Linked DNA regions of Homo sapiens: region 2 is linked to region 1. A link is an interaction called in ENCODE POLR2A ChIA-PET data of the cell type or tissue named here. Cell type or tissue: GM12878. All regions are shown on one strand. Links, peaks and the distances in the headings refer to the core of each region. The heading gives the core; the rest is flanking DNA. Region 1 has its middle 24 kb from the start of DDX10. Region 2 overlaps ATM (ATM serine/threonine kinase).

Evidence for each region. Peaks named below come from ENCODE experiments on the same cell type or tissue, not always from the same donor. Only the 100,000 strongest peaks of a DNase experiment are listed, where the experiment ranks them.
Region 2: POLR2A ChIA-PET joins it to region 1 with 6 read pairs; 3 of 35 experiments call an interaction of 5 or more read pairs at or near these places.

What each region holds. Positions count from the first base shown.
Region 1 is chr11:108,636,632-108,644,974 of GRCh38, reverse strand. No RefSeq gene overlaps it. Among named protein-coding and RNA genes, the nearest start is that of DDX10, 24 kb to the left of the region's middle. In GM12878, for the core only: no CTCF peak of the experiment used is centred there; no DNase peak of the experiment used is centred there.
Region 2 is chr11:108,284,981-108,293,323 of GRCh38, reverse strand. ATM (ATM serine/threonine kinase) reads right to left here. Exons shown (of 63, transcript NM_000051.4): 27 at 5,609-5,724; 28 at 4,221-4,347; 29 at 3,523-3,722; 30 at 531-705; 31 at 1-11. Among named protein-coding and RNA genes, the nearest start is that of ATM, 66 kb to the right of the region's middle. In GM12878, for the core only: no CTCF peak of the experiment used is centred there; a DNase peak (open chromatin) is centred at 3,393.

The DNA.
Region 1 (8,343 bases), core at 137-8,136:
TGTTAAAAAAGAAACCATTGTCCCTACATCAGCCACTACCCTCAGAGTCACCCTATGTGTATGTGTACTACAAATCTCTGTAATTATCAAGCTGTCCTCACAGGGTTAACAAGAATTCTGGACAGAAATATAGTTATAATTAAGCAGCTATAGTTAATCAGGCTGCGCTTTGCCCTCTTCCTTGTAACTGAAAGTAACATTAGATACTGACCATTTGCATTCCCACTGTTCCTACAGTTAGGATCTCTGATGTTAGAATCATATGGCTTTTGCTTATGAATTGCTTAAGGTGTTTTTTAGATCCCAAATCCCAGGGAAACAGCTGATGCCAACCAGTTTAAAGACCCCCACAGAGGAACCAAATCAGCATGAGAAAACAGTTTCCTTATCTCCCTGTCCCTTGACTTCACTCTGCACTTTTCAACTGATCAACAATCTCCATGCTTTGGCCCACTCCAAAACCCTTAAAAACTCTATCCCCAAACTCCTCAGGGAGACAGATTTGAGGTTTCTCCCATTTCCTCTTCAAAGGCCCTATGATTACACCTCTTTCTCTGCTGCAACCTGGTATCTTGGTGCCAGTAGGTAAAGGACCCTGTAGGTAAAGGACCCTGTAGGTAAAGGACCTACAGTTATAATCAGATACAATGACATCTTGTCCTTTGAATTTTCTCGTGGGACCTCTGGTGGGCTATTCATCTTATGCTTTGAAAAAACCTCTGAAATGGGTCATGGCCATACTATGTCTTAGGCAAAATATTGCTCCCTGATCTTTTTCCTACCACCTCACCTAGAGTTTGGACTTTGGCATTTATAAAACAAACTGGCACACTTTTGAGAGTGGAAGGGAGAGCTATCAATAATTACTCTGACACATAAACCATAAACTAGGACTGTCCTGAGAAAAATATTAGGACATATAGTCCTTAACTAGAGCTCAACAACAATGGGTATACAATGAGCCTAGCAGCATGATTCCAAATAAGAAAAAGTCAACAATATTTAAAAACCTAAAATTGCAACAATACAAATTCCCTTTCATTATCAAATTCCCAGTGTGACATTTAAGTACAAATAATGGCTGGGGGTACAGTGGCTCACACTGTAATCCCAGCACTTTGGGAGGCTAAGGCAGGCAAATCACTTGAGGACATGAGTTCAGGAGAAGCCTGGCCAATGTGGCAAAACCCCATCTCTACTAAAAATAGAAAAATTAGCTGGTCATGGTGGTGCATGCCTGTAATCCCAGCTACTCGGGAGGCTGAGGCACAAGAATTGCTTGAAACCAGGAGGCAGAGGTTGCAGTGATCTGAGATTGTGCCACTACACTCCCACCTGGGTGACAGAGCAAGACTCTGTTTCCAGAAAATACAAACAATGAATCTCCTTCATCCTTTTAACTAATGTGCAAGATAGTAAAGCCCCACATTCTTAAAATTAAATCAAAATCCCAAAGACCACTCTTTTCCAATTTTGTTTTACACAGGTTCCTATGGATGAATTGAACACAATTCTATCCTAGGACAGCCCTAAAATGAATGCTTCAGATGCCATCCCCTCTAGGCTACTCAAGGATCTCAATGCAGCCCAGCAATTGTGCACTTTCTCTCCTCGTCCCAATTTTATTTTATTATTTTCTTTTATTTTTTGAGACAAGGTCTCGTTCTATCGTCCAGGCTGGAGTACAGTGGCACCATCTCGACTCACCGCAATCTCCACCTCTTAGGCTCAACCAATCCACCCACCTCAGCCTCCCAAGTAGCTGGGACCACAGGCGTGCATCACTACACCTGTCAAATTTTTGTATTTTCAGAAGAGGCGAGGTTTGCCGTGTTATCCTGGCTGGTCTCAAACTCCTGGGCTCAAGTGATCCACCCACCTGGGCCTCCCAAAGTGCTAGGATTACAGGTGTAAGCCGGCATGCCCAGCACTTTTTTTAATAGAAAAAAAAAACCAGAAACAAAAACTTCTCTTGATGAGCTATTATGCCATCTCTCTCCTCTCTGTCAACATGAAGAGTCAAACTCTGAAATATTTGATAAGATTTATTCTGAGCCAAATATGAGTGACCAATGGCCTGTGACACAGCTCCAGGAGATCCTGAGAACATGTACCCAGGGGTAGTATGGCTACAGCTTGATTTTATACATTTTAGGGAGTGATAAGACATCAATCAATACATGTAAGATGTACATTGGTTTAGTCCAGAAAGGCAAGACAACTTGAAGGGGGTAGGGGTTCCTGGTCATTCATAGGTGGATTTAAAGATTTTCTGATTGCCAATTGGTTAAAGGAGTTATTCTCTAAAGACCTGGAATCAATAGAAAAGAACTTCTGGGTTAAGATAAAGGATTTTGGAGACCAAGGTTTTATCATGCAGATGAGGCCTCTAGGTAGCAGGCTTCAGAGCTCTTATCAGATCTAAAAAGGTGCCAGACCCTTAGTTCTCTCCTGGATCAGGGAAAAGACCTGGAAAGGAATGGAGTTTCTCTACAGAGTGTAGAGTTTTTCATTTTGGGGTAAAGTGCTTCAATTTTTTTTAATTTTTTTATTTATTTAAATTTTTTTTCTTTTTTCTTTCTTTCTTCTTTCTTTCTTTCTGTTTTTTTTTGTTTGTTTGTTTGTTTTTTATATATATACAGCGTCTCACTCTGTCACCCAGGCTGGAGTGCAGTGGCACCATCTCTGCTCATTGCAACCTCTGCCTCTGGGGTTCAAGCGATTCTCATGCCTCAGCCTCCCAAGTAGCTGGAATTACAGGCATGCACCACTGCACCTGGCTAATTTTTGTATTTTTGGGTAGAGGCAGGGTTTCACCATCTTGCCCAGGCTGGTCTTGAACTCCTGACCTCAAGTGGTCTGCCTGCCTCAGCCTCCCAAAGTGCTGGGATTACAGGCATGGGCCACCGTGCCAGGCCAATGATTCAATTTCTTCAGGGCCTGCTGTCTGTCACATGATGCTATACTAGAGTCAGGCTGGAATTTGGTGCCTTATTTCTACAAAAAGTCTATTTTGTCATTCTTAAGAGCTCTGTTATAATGTTAATGCTGGTCACCTGTGCCTGAATTCCAAAGGGAGGAGGGTATAATGAGGCATGTCCAACCCCCACTTCCCATCATGGCCTGAACTAGCTTTTTAGGTTAACTTTGGAATGCCCTTGACTGAGAGGAGGGGTCCATTTGTTTGGTTGGGGAGGCTTAGAATTTTATTTTTGGTTTACATCTCTACAGAAAACATCCTTGAAAGTTCAGTCTGTACTTGGTGTCTTTAATATCTCTTCCTGTTAGCTTTGAATCCACTCTAATCAGGTTTTTGCTTCACCAATCCACCTACGTTGTTCTATCAAGGTTACTTTAATGCCAAATCCAGGTGTCAATCCCAGCAGCACTATTTGACACAGTTGCTTTCTCTCTTCTCCTCCACTCTTTTCATTTGGCTCCAGGACACCACAGTTGTTGGATTTCTTTTTTTTTTTTTTTTAATCTGTCTTGCCACTCCTGAGTTTCCTTTTCTGGTTCCCTCTCAGGTCTGACCCCTAAATTTTGGAGAGATCCAAGTTTTTAGATCTTTCTTTCTTTTGTAGGGGCCAAGGAACACTTTCATTTTGCCCTCCAAAGTTTCACTGAAAATTCCTGACATAAGGCAGAATAATAGAAAAAGAAGCATACAAATTTATTTAATGTGTATGCATAAGAGCTTTCAGAATGAAGACCCAACCTCCCTGTCAGCTGCAGAAGCTTATACACTGAGGAAAGAAAATAACTTTCATAAGAAGAATGAATGTGAGCTCTTTCAAATTATTAGGCCCAGAGAAGCATTAAATGAGACAGAAATCACACCCTACTCCCCCATATGAGCTCTCTGTATTCATCTCTTGAAACTGCTTGCTATTGCCACAAATAGCTATAAATGAACCTAACAATGCCACACCAGGCGCTATAATATAACCCACACCCTACAGCTTAACCATGTATAGCCAATCACTAATCAATATTATTTCTGAAAACCAGTGAGAATTCCTGACAAACAACTTTGCACCAGCTCACTCCCTGTCCCCATTTTTTGCCTTTAAAAATTGCCTTGTAACTGCTCTATAAATTATACACTGCTAGAGTGTATATTCAGGGCAACTGGAATCTATGATCCTGGTTGCAATCTTCAACCTTGGCCCAAATAAACTCTCTACTTATATTAATTTTGCTTCAGCTTCTTCCTTTTACATCGACAATACCATCTTGAGGTTGCAGAAAGAATCAGGGCTTGGATCCTGGTAAAACAGGTTATGGGGTGGGGGAAGAAGAGAAATTCTGTTGAGGAGAAATAAATTATTACTAGGGAGAATGAATGGATGTGAAACAGAGATTAGCTGGTAAATAATGTCTCTTTGGAATTTGAATGAGTCTGAGAAACAGACATTATCTTGTGAAAGGGTCTGTTTAGGTGTGGTTACATTCTTGGTCTTCTTTTCTGTGATAGATAATGAGAGATATGAAGGAGGGGAAGAAAAAATAATCATTGTTCTTGTTGATTCTGGATGTTAGGCAGATAAAGGAATTTCAACTTCTTTGAGAGAGGCCTTGAGTCTTCTTCAGTTCTGTATGTCAGAATGCCATATTTGGGGTATCAGTTTTTGAGCCCCAACTCACTTCCTAGATGAAGTCTCTTGGTTGCATGGTTTTAAATACCATCTCGAAAGTGAGGAAACCCAAATTTATATCTCTAGCACAAACCTCTTTTCTAGCTTCTAGCCCTGTGTATCCAACTACCTGTTTGACAACTCCACTTGGATGGCTAAAACTTCAAGCTTAACATGTCCAGCTTAGCCTTAAGCCCTGATAAGTTCACTCCTTCAAACCATTCCTCTCAATCTGCTCCAGCTCAGCTTATTACAATTCAATCCTTTGAGTTTCTCAGGTTAAAACTTAGTGTCACTCTTAAATGGACATCCTCACTCCATTTATAAATTGTGTTAGCTCAACCTTCAAAATATCTTCAGAATTCAGTTTTTTTTAAACAACCGGGCCATTGTTGAGATATCTTCAGAATTCAGTAACTTTTTATTACTGCCACTACCACTAACCTGGTCCCACCCACCTTTCTCTTCCTTCTCTCACATCATTGCATTAGCCTCTTACTGTTCTCCTAATTTCTATCATTGTTACCTCCTGTCTCTTCACACAGCAGGTAGAGTGATCCTGTTAAAATCTGAGTCTAATCATGTCACTCCCCTGCTCAAAACTCTCCATGGCTTACGGTCCCATTCAGAGTAAAAAGTGAGGTCCTTATTATGACCTGTAAGAACCCCATGATCTGACTTCCTGTGTTCTCTTTGACCTCATTTTTTACTACTTTCCCCCTACTCTCTGAGCTCTGGTTATACCAGCCTCCTTGCTCTTCCTTGAACACACCAGGCATGTTTTCAACATTAGGGTCTTTACATCTACTATTCCTTCTGAAGCTGGCTTCCTTACTTCCTTTAAGTCTTTTATCAAAAATCCCCTTTTCTTAGCCAGAGCAACATAGTGAGACCCCATCTCCACAAAAAATAAAAAATTAGCTAGGTGTGGTGGTGCATGCCTGTAGTCCCAGCTCCTCAGGAGGCTGAGTCAGAAGGATTGCTTGAGCCCAGAAAGTTGAGGCTGCAGTGAGCTATGACTGCATTGTTGCACTCCAGCCGGGCAACAGAGCAAGACCCCATCTCAAAAAAAGACAAAATTATCTTTCCACAAAGGCCTTTTACCATGTATATTTCCTCTTATTTTTGTCCATTGCACTAGAATATTGGTCATATGAGGGCAGGGAATTTTTTTCTGTTTTGCTCCCTGCTGTATACCCGTACCTAGAACAGCACCTGGCACACAGCAAGTGCTCCATAAATATTTGTTGAGTAAAAACTACACGAATATCATTCCTAAGTAGAGTTGGGAGTTCCCACAGCAACTCTGATTTTCAATTAATGCAATCCAAAGTTTCTCACATGCCTCACTTTGGTTCTGAGTGCCCAGCTGTCAGTGCAGCCTAGACCCAGAGTTCTGCTGCCAGGCAAAGACCAGAGCAGAGACTCAGAAGTATCTGAGAGAAGAAGCATTCACAAAGTCTGTGTTTCAAGTTTTACTAGGATGCCAAAGCCCTATGGGGTTAAATTCAGTTGGAAATCTCTTTCGACCTTTCATTCTGCTCCTATATTGGCACGTTTGTGATTTCCATCTCTGCCCTCAGAGCACAGCAATTGAGATACTCCTGTCTTTTTGATAAGTTTAGACATTTGTGGTGTTATTCCAGGTCTTCCTTGACTGTATCTTCCTTTTCCATTTCCAAAAAGTGCTCTGTCTTCCTGTCACCTTAATGCTGAGATGAGAGAGAACTTTGTCCAGTGATTTAGCCTCAAATTCTTTTGAGCAGACACTTTTATTCTGAGCCTCAGAAGCTGCAGAATTACTCAGAACTTTTTAGTAGGCTGATAAAGTTCATTGTGAATCTCCAAGAAAGAAATATGACTATTTCTCAAATTTACGTGACCATTAATAGCATCTTTATTGCAGAACAAAAATAATGTCCCTTGGAAAATAGATTGGAAAATTACTTGACAATTAATCATGCATTTTACAAATGCAAGATTTTTCTCCCCTAATTTTCTCACATACTTTACTGCGAACTCAAATGATGACTTCTCTATTAAACTTCTCTTGGTCAACCCAGGAAGAAAGTTTCAGGATTTCTATAGGGTTTATCACAATCTTTTTTGGGCCACAGCTTTATTGAGATTCAACCATTTAAAAGTGTGTAATTTAATAGCTTTTAGTATATTCACAGAGTTGTGCACCCAACACCACAATCAATTTTAGAACATTTTCATCGCATCAAAAAGAAGCATTATACCCTTTAGCTACCACCCTCTCCAATCTCTCTATTCCCACCAGCTCTAAGCAAATTTCAGTCTACTTTCTGTTTATATATATACTTGCCTATTCTGCACATTTCACGTAAATGGAATTATACAATATGTAGCCTTTTGTGACTGGCTTCTTTCTCTTAATGTTCTCAGGTCCATCTATGTTGTAGCATGTATCAGTACTTTATTTCTTTTTACGGACAAGCAATATGCCATTGTATGGATAAACCATGTTTTGTTTATGCATTCATCATAAACATTCTGGTATAATGCTGTTTTGTTTATGCATTCATCATAAACATGCTGGTATAATGCTGGTATAAACATTCATGTACAAGTTTTTATGGGGGCATATGTTTTCATTTCTCTTGCATACACTCTTAGCATCACAGTTTTTTGGAAACAAATGGAATAAGGACATTCTCCTGCTTGAAATCTCCAGCTGGCTTCCTATTGCACTTATAAGAGTCCAAACTCTTTACCAAACCTTTCCAGATCTTCGTATTCTGGTCCTAGCTACATCTCCCATCTGATCTCCTAAGTCTCCCTGCTCACAATACTTCACCACACTCGGATTTCTCCAAACACGCCAAGCTTGTTCTCGCCAGTGCAGTTTTGAACTTGCCTTCTCCCCCGATCTTCACGTGGCTGACTTGTTCTGATCAGACAGACCTCAGCCCAAAGTTCACCACCTCCTTACTGTGGCCTTCTCTGACCTATGCATCTAACGTTGTCTGGTTACTCTTTGCAGTTAGAACACCTATAATTATCTCAAAGTAACTTTAGTACAGATTTTCTGCTTGTTTATTTTATACCTTCTTGACTAAAATGTAGGATCTATAAGATGAGAATTCTAGTTTTTCACCACTCTATTCCCAATACTTGTCTCAGTGTCTACCAAATCACTATGTATAAGTGGATAAATTACCTTGGCATTCATTTGATATTCTGTCGAGGTTATATAATGCCCATTATCTTCTTTTATATTCTTCTTTGTTTCAAATCATTATTCTAAACTTCTTGAGCCAGTCCTTCTTTTGTACTTCTAAATAATCCTCATTACCAAGCAGAAGAGGCACTCAATAAATTTGCTCCCTGAAGATTTCTTATGATTTCAGCACATATAATTTGTTTATTCAATGTAAAGAAGGAGTTATTAGAAGCTTGTGGAGTTTAAGTGAAATTTTATTGGTTTCATGCCTGTATTTGTATAACCAATGCTAACATTCAAAATTAGGAAAACTATTCTGGTTTCCTTGAAGCAATGTAAAGATTGATAGGTTAAGTGGAGAATCTTTTGACTTAACCTAGTTTTTATCATTATACTTACAAATACACATCGACTTATTTGAGGCTCATTTACTCAATGAATGGTCCCACCATTTACTGAGCAAATGAGAAAGTCCTACCTCACTTTCTGTGATATTGTTCAAATATCTAAGCAGTCATA
Region 2 (8,343 bases), core at 1-8,000, 350 kb after region 1:
AAGTCCAATACCTAAATATAATTTAAAAAGAAAAAATTATAAGGAGAGAAATAATTTTAAAGTAAGCCAACAAAACTTACTGTAATAAATGATAAAATCTATTAACCTAGATCAGATTAAATGTTCTAATTACGTCTAAGATACCCAGCTTTTAGTTTCTGTGTTTTCAAATAATTCAATAACTATGTAAGGTACTACTACAAGATGGGTACTGAGGTTAAAAAAAATGCCAATATTAATGAAACAGTTTATATAAGTAGTAACTCAAATACCACCATAACGTTGCGAACTGCTATCCCTAGTTTTGACTACCTCTCTACTTCAGCACAGTAGATAAAACTATCAAAAGTACCAAGTGCTCTGTAATTGATTACAAAGGTTAATTCATTAAGAATATTTTTCCAATCATTTTACAAAAAATATTCTCAATAAAATCACCAATTATACCAAATAAACATAAAACACTCAAATCCTTCTAACAATACTTTATATATTTTAAATACCATTTTGAAGATGAGTCAGAAAATTACCTGTTTCTGAACCTCCACCTGCTCATACACAAGGGGTATAAGTGTACCAACAATAACATGAAGATGGTTTTCTAGAGCATCCTTACAGTAAGTCACGGCTGTCTGGCAAACCTGACTTAATAAGTCACAACAAAGGGAGAAGCTACGTAATGACACATCCATGATACAAGAAGGCCTAATATAGGGAGAAAAAAAAACAACAACAACCAGTAAGTTCTGGAAAATTACTCTGAAATAAATTCATTCAGAAGTCCTTTTGTTCAGCATCTCTAATTCTTATATGCCTTGACATAAATATTTTAATGGCTTATAAGCCAAAAAGAGAAGTCACATCAGCAAAATGCAGAATAGGCAGCTCTAAGCTTCCATCCTTTAATAGAAACATTGAAAAACAGGCAAAATTGTCAGAACTAATTTTGTTAGAATTCTGTAAAATAGTCAAAGGTTTACAGTAATCAGGAAAATATTGAATCAAGAAAAATCCAACTGAAAAACAGCAGGAAAGCTTTGTGGTAACTTTACTTGTCCTTGCCCACCCCTACCCCAGCGTGGCAACAATCACAAAAGCAGTGGCCTATATCCTCGGTGTGAGACACTGGCTCATGGTAGTTCATGGAGCTAAGTAGATTAGTTGCAAACTATTGTATATGTCTATTCTAACCTGTCTGGAACCAAGGACTGATGTAAAGTGCGTAGCTCTGTTTTGTTTAACTTCATACCAGCTACAAAAGATATGGGTGTTGCTTGAAACTTTGTAAGGCAGACCAACAACCTGCAGGTGCATAGGGCAAAAGATTACTGTTGAGACATACAAGAGGCTGCCTAAAGCCTAGGAGTAGCTGGGGAGCGTATTTCTTTGGGAAATTAGTATATTCAAAAGCACCCACAAATTAGGGGGAATTCAGAAAGCCACACACATGCTCAAGATAAGACTCTTGCTCAGAAAAGACCAGAGAAGACCCTAAGCTTGTATTTGGGGCTGATCCCAAGCAATGCAAGCATGGCTAAGTGTTGAAGAAGAATCCTAGCATAAAGCCAATCTGCAAACACTAGGAAAAGTTTTCTCCTCTCATGCTTCCTCATCCCAACACTCTTGGTATCCAAGGAAATCTCTATCAAACACTATCTAAACACAAGCTAAGGTACAAAGTTTTCAGTGACCACACAAGGCAAGACACAAAAGGACATATATTGTACAACTCTAGATTAAAATATCTACAATAGGCAAATTCATTGAGACAGAAAATAGATTAGTTTCTCAATGGCCAGTGGGGAGGAGGAATGTGGAGTTATTGTGGAATGAGTAGAGAGGTTCAGTTTGAGATAATGAAAGTTTGGACATAGACAGTGGTGATGGTTGCACAACAATGGAAATGTAATTGATGCTACTGAACTGGCCATTTAATGGCGAAAATAAAAAATTTTATGTTATATAGTTTACCACAATAAAAAAGACCTTAAAAAATAGAAATCTCATTAAAATCAATGGAAAAGATCAGAGATGCTAAATTGAACAACCCCAATTCTTGTTTTGTTTTTGTTTTTTCTTTCTTTTCTTGAGACGGAGTCTTGCTCTGTCGCCCAGGCTGGAGTGCAGTGGTGCGAATTAGACTCACTGCAAGATCTGCCTACCTGGTTCTGGCCATTTTCCTGCCTCAGCCTCCTGAGTAGCTGGGACTACAGGCACCTGCCACCACACCTGGCTAATTTTTTTGTATTTTTAGTAGACACGGGGTTTCACTGTGTTAGCCAGGATGGTCTCGATCTCCTGACCTTGTGATCCACCCGCCTCAGCCTCCCAAAGTGCTGGGATTACAGGCGTGAGCCACTACACCCGGCCGAACAACCCCAATTCTATAGTAACATTTATTTGAGGCCATCAATAGCTAGAATATTAGTATTAAAATGTTGAAGATCCTTCTTAAGATTTCTAGAATTGGAGAAGTAGTGCTTTTTTTTTTTTTTTTAATTGAGTGAAAGTCTCACTCTGTTGCCCAGGCATGAATGCAGTGGTGCAATCAAGGCTCACTGGCAGCCTCAAACTCTTGAGCTCAAGCCATCCTCCTACCTCAGCCTCCTAAGTAGCTAGAACTACAGGCGCATATCATCATACTTGGATAATTTTCTTTTTTTTTTTTTTTTTTTTTTTTTTTTTGAGACAAGAGTCTCGCTCTGTCTCCCAGGCTGGAGTGTAGTGGCACAATCTTTGCTCACTGTAACCTGTAACCTCTGCCTCCTGAGCGCAAGCCATCCTCCCACCTCAGCCTCTGGAGTAGGTGAGACTACAGGTGCATGCCACAATCCCTGGCTTATTTTTTAAAAAATTTTTGTAGAGATGGGTTTTCACATCATGTTGCCCAGGCTGGTCTCTAACTCCTGGGCTCAAGCAATCTACCTACCTCAACCTCCCAAAGTGCTGGGATTATAGGTGTGAGCTACCACACCTTGCCCTAATTTTCTTTTTTAAAAAATTTTTAGTAGAAACGAGGTCTGCTATGTTTCCCAGGCAAGTAGCGCAATTTTTAAAAACTAATAAGTAAATATAATAGACATCTTAAAAAGCAAAATTCAGAAAGCAACATTCTGGTATCTACCTCTTAGAAGCATATAAACTTTCAATTAAAAGAACAGGATAGGTTGGGCATAGTAGCTCATGCCTGTAATCCCAGCACACTGGGAGGCTGAGGCTGACAGTTCGCTTGAGCCCAGGAGTTTGAGACCACCCTGGGCAATATGGTGAAACCCCACCTCTACAAAAAACACAAAAAATTAGTCAGGCATGGTGGTATGCTCCTGTAGCCCCAGCTACCCGGCAGGGTGAGGAGGAAGGATAATCTGAACCCAGGAGGTTGAGGATGCAGTGAGCCGTGACTGCACCCAGCCTGGGCGGACAGAGTGAGTCTTTGTCTCAAAACAAAACAAAACAAAGCAAAAAAACAGGAAGAACAGGATAGAAAGACTGCTTATATATTGGTCTAAATATGTTATTTACCTTTGGTTGATATAGTGAATCAAAGTATAAATAACGTCTCGAAGAACAAAGGCCCAAGCTCCTCCTAAGCCACTTTTTATATCTTTCAGTAATAAACTAACAAACAGGTGATATATTTTAAGAATTCTGTGCTTCTTATAAACATTATTTGTTTCAGCTGCTTGCTCACATATGGCAAGAAGAATTTTCTGATAGGAATCCTAGAAAATAAACAGATTTAGTAAAAACTTGTTTAATTAGATACTCGGCTACAATAAATACACTTTATATTTTTTCTTCAAATATTTGAATACCTACACATTTTATATTTAAAATAACTAAATAACAGAATTTAGATTTGGGTTTGATATCAAGTACAAAATGTTACATTAAGAAAATTACTATCTTAAACTATTGCCAATTTATTTAATTTTCAGAAAGTAAACTACAATTAAATAGTATATTCCTATGAAAAAGTAGATATATTCCCTGAGCTAATATATCACTAAAGTGTCACAAGATTCTGTTCTCATATGTAACATATTTCAATTAATGCTGACAAGTAAAATACCATTTAAACTTGTAAATGAATGTTTTCCTTTTTAATTATGAGATAAATTTTTCATTTGTTTACTTTTCCTCTTTAAGATGTATTTACAAAGTTTTTTTAGCTAAAAAAGAAGGAATGTTCTATTATTAAACTCATCATGTATACTTACAGGGCTTTTGGAAAGAATTTCTAAAATGCTTTTTAACTTGGTTTTATGACAATTGCTGATATAGGCAAATGTTGCTTTAATCACATGCGATGGAAAATGAGGTGGATTAGGAGCAGGATCCAAATCCCTAACAGAGTTAAGGGAAAAAATACAGTCATCGTTTTAAAAAGTTTTGTTCATAGACCAGTGAACTTCCAAAATGAAAATTTAGATTTTAATAACCCCCAAATTCAAAAACCATTTTTCTACTGAAAAACTATACTTTCAATAAAATCACAAATGACATATCACAGTCCAGATATATAAATCAGATTATCTAAATACCTTTCACCCTCAGTAACTTAAATAATCTTAAATGATCTTATAATGATTTTCTTAAAAAATCTTATAAAGTTAAAAGGCAGTTCAATAAATGAGCCTCAGTATTACTTCAGATCAGAATCAAAGCTCTATGCCAGTACTGTAAAAGCAGTACTTTAAGACATGGCAATCAACACTTATTTAGACAGCATGAAATTACATATGTGAAAGTACTTTCTCAGATATTATTACTATTTTATATGCCCAGCACAGTAGGGCACATTAAAAAAAAAAAAAAAAAAGTAAAGCATATTTTCAAGTAGCTTACAATCAAGCCAGGGAAACAACTCTGATGTTCATATACAACTCAGAGACATTCACATCCAAATTAAATTGTACAGATAATAACGCACAATAAAGAAAAGGTGAGGCTGGGTACGGCGGCTCATGCCTGTAGACCCAGCACTTTGGTTGGCCAACACGGGGGAATCATTCGAGGCCAGAAGTTCAAGACCAGCCTGGGCAACACAGTGAAACCCCGTCTCTACCAAAAATATAAAAAATTAGCCAGGCGCAGTGATGTGCATCTGTCGTCCCAGCTACTCGAGAGGCTGAGGTGGAAGGAAGGATAGCTTGAGCCTGGAAGACAGAGGTTGCAGTGAGCCGAGATTATGCCACTGCACTCCAGCCAGGGCAACAGAGTGAGACTCCATCTCAAAAAAAAAAAGAAAAGGTGATCTAGAAAGGCAAGACCTAGATAAAGAGAAGAGAACTAGGAATAATGTGTATGAAGAAAAAAATTTCAAGGGCCAACAGATGGCACAATGTTCAAATATTACAGAAAGACTAAGAAAAGGTTATTGGGTTGGCCAACCAAGTGGTCAATTTAGAAAGAGTAATTACTGTGGGGAGACTATGGTAAAAGAGGATAGGTAATTACCTCAATTCAAAGGTGGCTATTTTTAAAGAAAATTTTTTAAAAAGAGTGATGTCTATAAATTGAAATAGACATTGAAGGTGTCAACCAATAAACTTCTTTAAAAACTTGTGAAGTTAGAGCTAGTTCTCTAAGTTTAAAATGTACATACCCTGAAAAGTCACAGAGGTCAGTGCTCTGACTGGCACTAGAATTTGCTGGCTCATGTAACGTCATCAATAACTCCACCACAATCTCTGGTAAATTACTAATGAATAAGTGATCAATCTGCAAGGGCACAAAATTAAAATATATTTAATATTTTATATCTGTGAACGTCAAGACAGCTCAAAAGGCATATATTACCTTATTTCCAAAAGTATTCGATGACTGTAAAAGAAAATAGATGACTCAAAGTCCAAGATTTACAAGATTATAAATAACTCTACCTTTTTCTTCTATGCAGCCAACCTGTAGACTAAGAGGAAAAAGTATGAAAATCAGCCAAACAAGGCCCCCTTAATCCAATTCTTCAATTTTAGAGAATCATTTTAAATAAGACTTCAGGTCTATCATTAAGTTGTATGACCTGGTAATTTTTCTGCCAACCAAATTTCCCACTGATGTATAACTGCTCCTCTATCTGAATTTTACTCTTGACTTTATTTGGGAATTCTGTCTCAATTACAGAACTTTACTGTTAAGAATTCCCAGGGACTGCGAACAATGTCATCTTTGTTCCCTGCGTAACTTCTTCCCAGACTTCTACTTGAGTGCCATCCCAAATTCTAAGGCTAGCTGCGATCCACATCCCCTTTCATCAATAGTAGAATAAAACCCTCCCCAACAGATTTGGACTTTTCATTAATCTACTTCCCACTATAGACAGGTAGCTTCACAAAAGACACAAATTCTCTAAATATAAAGAATAAGTCTGCTATGTTGCACTTTAGTTAAATGAATGAGAATTGTGAAGTCTTAAGGGTGAATATAACAACTTTCCAAATAAGGAATTACAGTGATAAATGGCTAATTTACTTAATGCATAAGGAAGTTCAAAAACATACTTCCTAATAACAAAAAATATTTTAGAAGGTGACAAGAAAGAAACCTAACGTAAATGAGGCAGGGCAATAAGGTCTGGAGGCAGGGAACCTAAGGTCAATCCATGCTGACCTCCTAGAACGAAATCAAAAGGAAAACCCCAACTTTCCATGCTCAAGTAACAAAAGGACAAGAGGCTACTCCCTTTGCAACCCCCTCCCTTTTACTGTGGCAGATAAGAAATTGAAAGTACCTCTGATTGGTCCCCTCCTATAACCAATCAGACTGATTACAGACCACTACTTCATTTACATAGGGTGTATACCAAGTAACCAATGGAAAACCTCTGAAGGGTATTTAAACCCCAGAAAATTCTGTAACCAGGCCCTTGAGCCACTTGCTCAGGGCCCACTCCCACTCTGTGGAGTATAATTTCATTTTCAGTAAATCTCTGGCTTTGTTGCTTCATTCTTTCCTTGCTTTGTTTGTGTGTTTTATACAATTCTTTTTTTTTTTTTTTTTTTTTTTTTTGAGACGAAATCTTGCTCTGTTGCCCAGGCTGGAATGCAGTGGTACAATCTTGGCTCACTGCAACCTCCACCTCCCGGGTTCAAGTGATTCTCCTGACTCAGCTTCCCAAACAGCTGGGATTACAGGCACACACCACCACACCCAGTAGAGATGGGGTTTCACCATGTTGGCCAGGTTGGTCTTGAACTCCTGATCTCAGGTGATCCACCCGCCTTGGCCTCCCAAAGTGCTGGGATTACAGGCGTTAGCCACCGCACCCGGCCAAGAATTTAACTTACATCTTTAACCAAAAAGCTAAGAAACTGTGATTTAATTTTTGCTGTTCTTCATTCTTGAGGCAAGAGTTTCAATCGAAGTTGAACGTAATTACTTTTCCCTCCAAAACCTATTCAGGCTCTAAAAATTGCTGTCTTTTGGTTTGAATACATTAAGAAAAGAATAGTAAGATTAAGAATGCTCAGAAGACTAAGCTGGGAGATTGAATGGGAGTGGCTAGAGGCTGAGTATCTCTCTCAAATTCCATAACCTCTGGAGTGCCTATTTCTGTTCCAGCTGTCTTTGGGAAAGGAGTCCTCTGCTCACCATTTCCCTTCAGACTGCAGACTTACAACCAGTTCTGAATAGGTCCACCTAAGCAACTAAGGAACTTGCTGTTCCATTTCTTGGTTCAATATAGATAACTAGGAAACTAAAAAAAAAAAAGGTCCCTTGAAGTTTATCTAATATTGACCAAGTTTGGTTACTTATCCCTTACTTATATCCAAAATAAATAAATACATACATAAATGTGGGGTGACCACAGCTTTTTTATCTTAAAAAATTTGTATGTATGTTTTAATATAAGTTGCTTCAAAAAATTTTGGAAATGTATATAAATGATTATAAAACAAACGAAGCTTTTTAAATCCTTCCTTACTTGACTCCTTCTTTTGACAAACATTTAATGAATACTCAAAATATATTAGAGATACATCAGCCAAAAAAAAAAAAAGAGAGAAAAATGTATACTGGAGAAGACTGGTAAATAATAAACATAATTCAAAAGTAAATTATGGTCTGGCAAGGTGGCTTACATCTGTAATCCCAGCACTTTGGGAGGCTGAGGTGGGAAGATCACCTGAGGTCAAGAGTTAAAGACCAGCCTGGCCAACATGGTGAAACCCCGTCTCTACTAAAAATATGAAAATTAGCTGGGTGTGGTGGTGCGCAGCTGTAGTCCCAGCTACTTGGGTGGCTGAGGCAGGAGAATTGCTTGAACCCAGGAGACAGAGGCTTCAGTGAACTGAGATCATGCCACTGCACTCCAGTCTTGGCAAAAGAGTAAGACTCTGT